Regions from separate parts of the Homo sapiens genome. Here region 1 is linked to region 2. A link is a contact called in ENCODE Hi-C or POLR2A ChIA-PET data. All regions are on one chromosome and are shown on one strand. The core of a region is the stretch at or near the end of the contact, and the rest is flanking DNA. Distances in the headings are between cores, read along the strand shown. Region 1 overlaps SLC22A23 (solute carrier family 22 member 23). Region 2 holds the start of NQO2-AS1 (NQO2 antisense RNA 1).

Region 1 (5,898 bases), core at 2,788-5,287, 340 kb before region 2:
ACATAATTATGAAGTGGTAAAACTTTAAGGATGCAACTAAAAGGGAAGAAAAAATGTTTTCCTCTACCCTTTTAGGTTTAGAACCTGGGACCCTGCCAATAAAACTGACTAAAGACAGATTAAGGCCAGGCACAGTGGCTCACGCCTGTAATCCCAGCACTTTGGGAGGCCAAGGCGGGCAGGAGTTCAAGACCAGCCCGGCCAACATGGTGAAACCCTGTCTCCTAAAAACACAAAAATTAGCTGGGCATGGCGGCATGCGCCTGTAGTCCCAGCTAAGGAGGATGAGGCAGGAGAATCACTTGAACCCGGGAGGCGGAGGTTGCAGTGAGCGAAGATCATACCACTGCACTCCAGCCTGGGCAACAGAGTGAGACTCCGTCTCAAAAAATAAGAAATAAAGGCAGATTAACAGGAGAAAAGGCCATACTTGCACTTGATGTCAATATTTTAATTTTTACATGTACAGGGGAATCTCACAGAAGAAATGAAAGCCCAAGGAAATGGTTAAGCCTAAGAGCTTCTATACCATTTTAACAGAAAGCAATACATGATTTGAGAAATGACAAGACAAAGGAAAAGGCTTCGGGCTTCTAGGAGCAGTAAATTGTGGGACGGTAAATATATGGGGGAAACTGATGGAAGACGGGGCTATTTCGTGAGGTTTGTTTATGCAGATTCAAGTCGGTAGTGTCCCCAGTGGTGAGTCATCTCACTTCCTCTTGCTCCTGTGGGAGAAGGGAGGGAGTCTGGGGGTGACAACTTCACAAAGGGAAATTTGTGCCCTGCCTCTAAGCAGAAAGGTGGGTAGAGAGCTTTTCCTGCATCTGCTCTTTCTCCAATTGCCTTCAACTCAAAATAATCCTTATGCGAAAGTAGCATATTTGCATATTTCAAGATGACATACTCTGAGCCCCTTCACAACTTCCTGATCTTGTTCCACATTCCTTTCACGAATTGGAAAACCCAGGATCTGAGGGAGTCCTCGTGGATCACCAAGGCCGAGCCCAGCCTGTGGCCTCTGCGAGCCTGTCGCCACACCAGGCTGTCCTTGCCCTCGGTGGGGCCCGAGCACATGGTACACAGGAAAGACTTGCCCGGGTCCTTGCCCTGTTGCCTCTTGTTACCTTCCCACCAGGGCTCTGCAGGAGCCTGGGCTTGAAATCTAGCTCTTCCTTTTGCTAACTGCGTTTATGGGAGTCAATGAATTAGTTTTTCCCAAGCTTCAAATAAGAATGTTAACACTGGGGGCAGGACAAGGCAGGATTTAAAAAAAAAAAAAAAAAGGGAATTGTAACACTTAACACAGAGCTTGTTGTGCAGATGATAAAAGGCACTGTGCCCAGTACCTGGCACCTACAAGGCCTCCCTGAATACTCACCACTCTCCCCAGCAGCACCACTGGCAGCTCTGTAAATGGCACCTCCGCCTTAGGCACACATAGTCACTGAGTGCAACTGTGTGGGGTGGGCTGGCGATTTGCTCCAACAAACAGGCCTCCTGGCTCTCCTGTGGTTGAAGCAGCCCTGAGGAACTCTGCATTTGTGTTTAGCGCAGAGCCCTCAGAGGCTACATTCATGACGGATGCTCATGCCCTTGTGTAAATATGCTTAATAAAGCTAGTCTGCCAGGAGTGGTGGCTCACACCTGTAATTCCAGCACTTTGGGAGGCTGAGGTAGGAAGATTGTTTGAGCTCAGGAGTTCAAGACCAGCCTGGGCAATGTAGCAAGACCTTGTCTACTATAAATTTTAAAAATCAGCCAGGCATGGTGGCATGTGCCTGTAGTCTCAGCTATAGGGACGCTGAAGTGGGAGGCTGAAGTGGGAGGACCACTGGAGCCCAGGAGGTCAAGGCTGCAGTGAACTGTGATCACACCAGTGCACTCCAGCCTAGGTAAAAGAGGGAGACCTTGTCAAAAAAAAAAAAAAAAAGCCTACTACAGTTATTTCTTAATTTACTCAATTTCTTAGCTGAACACATTGGGTAATAAATTTCCACATGGAAGTTGTGCCTGATTTCTGTGGTCTGATTTCTGTGGTCTGATTCAGGGCGTGTTGAGCCTCTGGTAAGTGCTGAATACAATGCTAGACGTTAGGAAGGACACAGGTGACAGAGTGGTTTTCCTTTTCAAGGAGCTCGCTGCTGTGGCAGTGTAGGGCTTGCAGCCACCTGGCTTGCCAGGAACATTGAGTTATGTGAGAAGAGCAGCCTGTGAGAAGGGGAATAGGCCTGGGACGAAATCATGGAGGACCATGGTTGGTGGGCTCAGAATTTGGACTGACGTAGCATTTTTAGCAGTATTGAAATAGAACAGAGCTGGGCTTTAGGGGCAGTAACCTGCCAGCAGGATGTCAGATGGATTAAAGGGAAGAACTCTTTGGTAGCAAAAGCCCTGGTCACAGGCGACTATGGCAGTCCAGGTGAGAACAATGTGGGCGTGGCATGGAGGTGCTGTCTCCTCCTTCCCGCCACCCAAGTGGATGATCACACACACATTCTGACTCGCAGCCTCCCACCTTCTTGGGAAACATTTGCTTAACTGCTGAGTTAGGTGAGGTGCAAATCTGTGTGTGTGCATTTTCTACAACTTCCAGCAGGCACTCCTAGGAGAAGAGTCCAGATTTCTCTCTTTTTTTTTTTTTGAGATGGAGTCTCGCTCTTTCGCCCAGGCCGGAGAGCAGTGGCGCCATCTCGGCTCACTGCAAGCTCCACCTCCTGGGTTCACGCCATTCTCCTGCCTCAGCCTCCCGAGTAACTGGGACTACAGGCGCCCGCCACCGCGCCCGGCTAATTTTTTGTATTTTTAGTAGAGACGGGATTTCACCGTATTAGCCAGGATGGCCTCGATCTCCTAACCTCTTGATCCGCCCGCCTCGGCCTCCCAAAGTGCTAGAATTACAGGCGTGAGCCACCACACCTGGCCTGAGTCCAGATTTCAGTCAGCTCATTTATAAACTCAGATATCTTATTAGGTTGGTGCAAAAGTAATTACGGTTTTTGCCATTAAAAATAATGGCACCAATCTATAGAACTGGAGGGAGAGATGGAGCCCCCAGGAAAGAAGAGCCCCCAGCTTAGCATCTATTTGCCAGTCCAAGCTGTGCATGCAGCAGGGCATGCATGTGATACACGCAGTGTGACCTGTCGAGTCACCTGTGGGGTATGTGAGAGCCCTGCTCACTGAGGCCTTGTCCCCACCTGATACATGGGGCGAGAGGAATTCACCCCAGAGATGGCTGAGACTCAGGGAGGATGCTGTCACTAAATTCCCTGTGCAGGACTTGGCTGAGAACTAGCATTCTGTAGTGTTAGAGTCCTCATGGCCCTGTCCACGTGGGCAGGAAATTCAAAGGCAGACACTGTGTGAGACAAGCTCTGTCAAAAACAAGATGGCCCAAGAACAAGATGGCACCAGAGCAAGATGGCATGGGGTGTTAGAAGGCCTCGGAGCCTCCGCCGCTGCTGAGAATGCACCGTTTTGCTTGGGTTTAGAGGAAGACCTCTTACTGCTCCCACCTGCTAGTATTTTCCTCAATCACAGACCTGTTTCTTGAAAACCCCTTTCCAGTTGATGGCCTGATCTGACCCTTTGTTTCATTAGCTGGTGCCATTATGTTGACTAGAACACGAAAGGATTTTCTGATTTGGTAGAGGAGGAGGAAGCTGATTTTAACTGCTGTACGTTCTATCAGCCTCAACTTTTCTTTTTATTGTAATCTCCATTTTTACAAAAACCCAAAAGTAATCCTAGGGACTTGTATTCTCCAAAGGCAATATGGTGAGAGGCCCGGAGAGCCCCTGGTGTGGAAATCACAATTTGCTTTTGCTACCAACTAACTCTGTGACCTTATTTTCCCCTTGAATAAAATAAGCAGGTTGGACAAGGATCAGCAGCTGCAGACTGGCAGTGTGCAGTCAGTCCCTGACCCTGCTCATGTTCTGTGTGACCTAGACAGTGTTTTGTTTTCTAATTGAATTTAAAGGCCTTTAAACTGGGCAAGCACCGGGCGATGTGCCACAGGCTCCGCCCCTAGCACCCGGCGGGCTTCACACGTTCCTTATCTGCCTAGCATTTGACTCTGCCAACCGTGGTGGGTGTTCTCTGAGTTTCCTTTTATCTGAAATAGGCTGAGAAATTTTGAATTTCTTTGCAACTTCAGGTTTCTTGTGCTTCTGCCTGCCTTGCCCTTTGGGTGTTGGAAGAACTCTTTTTTTTCATTGAAAAAAAAAAAAGTCACATGCCTGCTGTTGGTTAAAAAGCCAACATCTACGCTGGGCGCAGTGGCTCATGCCTGTGATCCCAGCACTTTGGGAGGCCGAGGCGGGTGAATCGCCTGAGGTCAGGAGTTCAAGACCAGCCTGGCCAACATGGTGAAACCCCATCTCTACTAAAAATACAAAAATTAGCAGGCACGATGGAAGGTGCCTGTAATCCTAGCTACTCAAGAAGCTGAGGCGGAAGAATAGCTTGAACCCAGTAAGTGGAGGTTGCAATGAGCCAAGATTGTGCCATTGCACTCCAGCCTGGACAACAAGAGTGAAACTCCATCTCAAAAATAAAAAAATAAAAACAGCCAACATCCAGTTACCCCAAGGCCAGTAGGCCAATAGGTGTTATAAACTCTAAAGCAGCTTAGCTTTGTTTTATTTTTAATATGCTAATGCTACAATGGAAAAATTAATTATAGGATCTCAGGGCTGAGATGTATAAAACTCTTCAGTGTTCAGAACACTGCTTTTCAAAGGGTGTTCCCTGAAGCAGCAGCATCACCATTCCCAACCTCATCCGCTTATGAGGAGGATTCAGTGGCTAATATTTGCAAAGTATACTGCAGTGGTTCTTCAGCTGGAGCCAGCATCAGAATTACTGCACAGCTTGTTGACACAGATTGCTGTTCCCAGCCTCAGTTTCTGATACAGTAGGACTGAGAAGGGCCCCGACTCTGTGTTTCTGAGGTGGTGGCCCCAGGTGAGGCTGCTGCTGCAGGTCTGGGGCCACACTTGCAAACCACTGTCGGGGAGGCACTCTCCTCTGTGTGGTCGCAACATGGGGAAGCAAGAGGGCAGGGATTACTATTTTATATAGCATGGTCAGGGCAAAGCTTCTGGGCAAGATGGCTCTTAGAGACCTGAGAAAAGGAGGAGGGAGATATGCAACTCCCTGGGGAGGACAGACGGGGAGTGCACAGCCCAGAAGGGGGGTGTGCTTGCTGGGTTAGAGGAGCAGCAGGGAGGCCAGTGTGGCTGAAGTGGAGCGATGGGGCGGGGAGGGGCAGGTGATGTGGTCTGAGGGATGCGGGAGGGGTGGAAATCACATGGGTCACTGTGAAAGACTTTGCTTTCACTCTGAGTGGAACAGGAGCCCTTGGAGGGGCACGTGTGGTGTGAAATTAGCTATCACCCAGAGTGATTGTGATTTTATGATGCTGCCTCTTCTGAACTGACCGTATTTCAGGGCAAAGAGCTGGCCCTTGTTGCTGAATACAAGTTCTTCCTTCCAAAGTAATTCAAGGTGAAAACAGTATACAGTGAAGGATGGAATTAGAAAATCAGATCACCATTTTGCACTCCCTACAAAACCTTTAGGGAAAATGTTGGTGAACAACTCTAGGATGGGAGGCTGAGGCGCCGCCGCTTTGCTCCATGGGTCAGTGGTAGCGTCATTCCCAGTAGGTGACCTCCTGCGGGGCAGCACCGTGACGCACAGGCACCAGCTGCGATACGCTCTTCCAAAAACCTGAACCTGGGTCTCACCAGACATTAGGTGGAGCTTCCAGTTTAGAGATTAAACCAGGGCATGAAGGAACATGTGAACGACATCACGGGACAGTCACATAAAACCAGCGGTTTCTTCAAGTTCCATGGGGAAAGAGGGTCGGGGGAAGTCTGCTCTAGA
Region 2 (4,198 bases), core at 1,699-4,198:
AATATGGAATGATCGCCAGTTGTGGTGGCTCACACCTGTAATCCCAGCATTTTGGGGGGCCGAGGTGGGGGGATCACCTGAGGTCAGGAGTTTGAAACCAGCCTGGTCAATGTGGCAAAACACCATCTCTACTAAAAAATACAAAAATTATCCGGGTATGGTGGCATGTGCCTGTAGTCCCAGCTACTTGGGAGGCTGAGGCAGGAGAATCACTTGAACCTGGGAGGTGGAGGTTGCAGTGAGTCAAGATTGTGCCATTGCACTCCAGCCTGGGCAACAGAGCAAGACTCTGTCTCAAAAAAGAAAAAGAAAATAGAGTGATATGAAATGATTTACCTTTGTAAATGTTGCCAGTGTTTCTGCAGACTGGGGGAACACCTTATCCTGATTCCCAAAGTGATTGCCCGAAATCATGTTGTTTGTATGAAATGCTTCATTTTCACTCCTCTAGACAGGGCATCCATTCTTCAGTGTCCCCAGCTCACCACTCCCTTTTGTATTCCTTGGCCCAGTTTACATGTTTACATCATATGGCTGGTGGCATGTGAGTTTGTGACTTCTGTCTCCATCCCCCTAGCGGTTAAGAATAAGAATCTGAGGTCCAAGAGCTGAGTGACTAACTCAGCTCTATTTGAGTGACTCAGCTCTATTTTCTATACTATTTGAAATAGTGGGGAAAGACTCCAACACAGGCTCTTGACTTGCAGTTGTGTCACTGTTCACTTGACCCCAGGCACTTCCCTTGGCACCCCATCCACAGCAGTGACAGTTCTCTCCCTTTTTAGAAACTATGCACCTACCCAGGCCTACAGGAAAAAAGAGCCATGTGGTTATTAAACTGTATATACCAGGTCAAGTGGGCTCTGATATTTTTGACGTGTACATTATTTAATTTTAAGAAGTTATTTTATAATGTTTTCACTTTTTTTCCTGTGCCTCTTTCCATGTGGACAGTCCCCGTGCTGGGCATTCTAACAGACAACATCTCACAGTGTATTCAGTGTGTATTCATGCGGCAGCTAAACCATTGCCTGCATACCCTTTTGTGCCCATTTTCCTATTTCTGGGACCTTAGGTTATTTCCATTTTTTTCCCAAAACTATAAACAGCACAGCTAGAAGTATATATTATTTAATACTTGTTCCTTTTCATGTATTTCTTTGGCTGTGATCTTCGGAGATTAAAGGTTAAACTGATTTATTTTTTCAGAGATTAAAGGTTAAAGAAGCTGATTTTTGGCCGGGCGCAGTGGTTCATTAATCCCAGCACTCTGGGAGGCCGAGGCAGGCGGATCACCTGAGGTCAGGAGTTTGAGACCAGCCTGACTAATATGGTGAAACTCCATTTCTACTAAAAATACCAAAAATTAGCTGGGTGTAGTGGCACGCACCTGTAATCCCAGCTACTCGGGAGACTGAGGCAGGAGAATAGCTTGAACCCGGGAGGCAGAGGTTGCAGTGAGCTGAGATTGTGCCATTGCACTCCAGCTTGGGCAATAAGAGTGAAACTCCATCTCAAAAAAAAAAAAAAAAGAAAAAGAAAGGAAGAAGAATGAGTTCAAGACCAGCCTGGCCAATATGGTGAAACTCCCACCTGTACTAAAAATACAAAAATTAGCCGGGCATGGTGGCAGGCGCCTGTAATCCCAGCTACTCAAGGGGCTGAGGGGGGAGAATCGCTTGAACCTGGAAGGCAGAGGTTGCAGTGAGCTGAGATTGCCCCACTGCACTCCAGCCTGGGCAACAGAGTGAGACTCTTCTAAAAAAAAAAGAAAAAAGAAAAAGAGGGCCGGGAGCAGTGGCTCACGCCTGCAATCCCAGCACTTTGGGAGGCCCAGGCGGGCGGATCACGAGGTCAGGAGTTTGAGACCAGCCTGACCAACATGAAACCCGTCTCTACTAAACATACAAAAAATTAGCCAGGCGTGGTGGCACGCCCCTATAATCCCAGGTACTCGGGAGGCTGAGGCAGGAGAATTGCTTGAACCCGGGAGGCGGAGGTTGCAGTGAGCCGAAATCGTGCCACTGCACTCCAGCCTGGGCGACAGAGTGAGACTCCGTCTCGGGGAAAAAAAAAAAAGCTGATTTTTTTTTTTCCCAGAGAGATTATAGGTTAGAGAAGCTGATTTTTCATTTTTTCCACAGTGCCACAATGTCCTTGACAAAGGCAGCGCAAACCAGTGGTTCAGCCGCGCCTTCAGGGCAGCGCTGGGCAGCGCACGGGCCTAAACCCCGGTACCCCCTTTACAGACTGACCTTGGGCCCGCTGATTCCTACTTGTAATATGACTATGATACCAGCACCCGCTCCATAGGGTTGAGGGCAGATTCCACCAGACGATTCGACACCGGGACCCTGCGTGTGGGCGCGTTCCGTGAGAGCCAAGCACGATCCTATGTACAGAATGGTCCCTGGCCCGGGCGCGACGACCCACAGGGCCATATGGCCGGCCAGCTGAAATCCCTGAGAGCGTTCTGGCCGTCCAGTCCGGGAACTGTCCTTCCCAAGTCCCCCGGTCCCCGACAGGGGATCACTCACCTTCCGACCAGCGCACTCCCCAGTAGGAGCCGCAGGACTGGGACCCGCGTCTCCCCAAGGACCGCTCTAGGAGTTGCGCCAGGTTCCGGCCGCACTGGACCGCGCACTCGCTGACGCCTGGAGGGCGGGAGCGCTGCGACTGCGCCCCCGGGGACCACGGACCGGTGCCAACCTAAGCAGCCCGGAACCTGCCCCGCGCCGCGGGACTGCAGGCCTCTTTACGCAGCGCGCCTACCACGCCGAGGCCCCGCCCACTCACCCGCCCCGCCCGTGAGCCCCGCCCACACCCCGCCCCGCCCCCGAGCCCCGCCCACTCCCCGCCCCGGCGGTGCGGTGCCTCGCTCCGCGCCCGTCCGCGCCCAGGCCCCGCCTCCACAGCGGCGTCCCGCCCCACCCACACCTCGCCTCGGCCCCTAAGCTCCGCCCACTCCCCGCCCCTGAGGTCCATCTGGGGCCTCGCCCGGCGATCTGGGACTGGGGAGGACCCTGCTGACTTCCAGGCAGGTGGAAACTGGATTGATAGAAATCCAGCGCGGGGAGGCTGTGCTGAGAGGAGGGACGCCCCTGCCCTGCGCCTCCCGCTCCCCATCTCTGGCTGGTATCCCGGTTACAGAATGAGGGTCCGTGGTGCAACAGAAAGAATGAGCCACTGATACACTCATCAGCTTGCTCGGATCTCCCGGGGAGTTACGCTGGTGAGAGAAACCAGTCCCAAAGGTCACTCACCGACGGCGCCGCTGGTGTACTGGTATTATGCAAGATGCCCTCGCAAAGGTCACGCACGGATGGTTCATTTATCCAAAGACCAAAGGAGAGAAATGCAGGACTCATTAGCAGTGCCCAGGAGATAGGGGGGCGGGTGGGTGTGGCTATAAAAACGCAACCCGGGGGGTGCCTGTGAAGGAAATCTGCGTCCCGCGGAACGCAACACGCTGTTGGGATACTGGATTGTCCTTTGTGAGATGCCACTATCGGGGGAAACCGGATGGCTTCACAGAAAAAGTTCGTTTAAAGGAAAATGGTTTAAGGCCAAGGAAATACCTAGAAAACGGAAAGTCTTGAAACCAGAGCCGGTGGGGAGTTATGGGGGGCGGTGCTGGTGAACAGTTTGGGCCGACTTTTTCCAGCGCTTGCTGGCTTCTGCCACCTCATTTGGCAGTCACCTGCCACTGTGACCTCCCCAAGTCCCTTCTCCAAACTCAATTCCTTGATTTCTGGTGTCCCGGGATGGCCCCACTCCAACAATAGAGCAGAAGGAAGGAAGGTTTCCCCTGTGTTTAGAACGTTCCTAACGAAAATAACTGCAACTCTTGATTGTACCTCCTGAGGGTCGTTGGGACTTTCCCTCTCAGACATTTATTGGTTCATTCATTCGTTCATTTTGCTGTAACTCACAGTGGCCCTCCCCATCCTAAGGTGCACTGCTGGGATTGGTCTATGTGCTGATGATGTTCTCCTTGTCTTCAGAGGTGAGAATGTGCCCTCCCTCCGAGATGCCCTCTTGCCCCTGAGCTCCCCAGCAGGGAATAGGCTGCCTTGTCTTGTGAGTCCAGATCCTGGGAACAACTTTCATTTAGGAATGGAACAGCAGGTCCTGGGAGCATTGGCGCCTGCGCGCCCATCATGCGCGTGTGTGATGCAACATCACCACCTTGTGGCAG

What was found. Hi-C counts contacts between places; a loop is a spot of excess contacts on that map. ChIA-PET counts read pairs that join two places held with the same protein, here RNA polymerase II (POLR2A). Pooled maps may share reads with other maps.
Region 1: a pooled map shows a loop between it and region 2 (2.0-fold over the local background). The contact joins the enhancer-like site here to the promoter of NQO2-AS1 in region 2. A Hi-C loop is called at or near these places in 1 of 50 pooled maps. POLR2A ChIA-PET finds 5 or more read pairs at or near these places in 3 of 52 experiments (Caco-2, HEK293 and WTC11).

Annotation. Positions count from the first base shown.
Region 1 is chr6:3,332,835-3,338,732 of GRCh38, reverse strand. All of the region lies in intron 3 of SLC22A23 (solute carrier family 22 member 23), which reads left to right. Among named protein-coding and RNA genes, the nearest start is that of PSMG4, 77 kb to the right of the region's middle. Within about 2 kb of position 4,037, at least 7 of the 41 ENCODE cell types and tissues checked have a DNase peak (open chromatin) inside an H3K27ac peak, as active enhancers do.
Region 2 is chr6:2,998,425-3,002,622 of GRCh38, reverse strand. It overlaps NQO2-AS1 (NQO2 antisense RNA 1), which reads left to right and starts at 2,948. Exons shown (of 2, transcript NR_186367.1): 1 at 2,948-3,232. NQO2 (N-ribosyldihydronicotinamide:quinone dehydrogenase 2) reads right to left here and starts at 2,729. Exons shown (of 7, transcript NM_000904.6): 1 at 2,538-2,729. RefSeq lists a silencer at 2,731-2,980.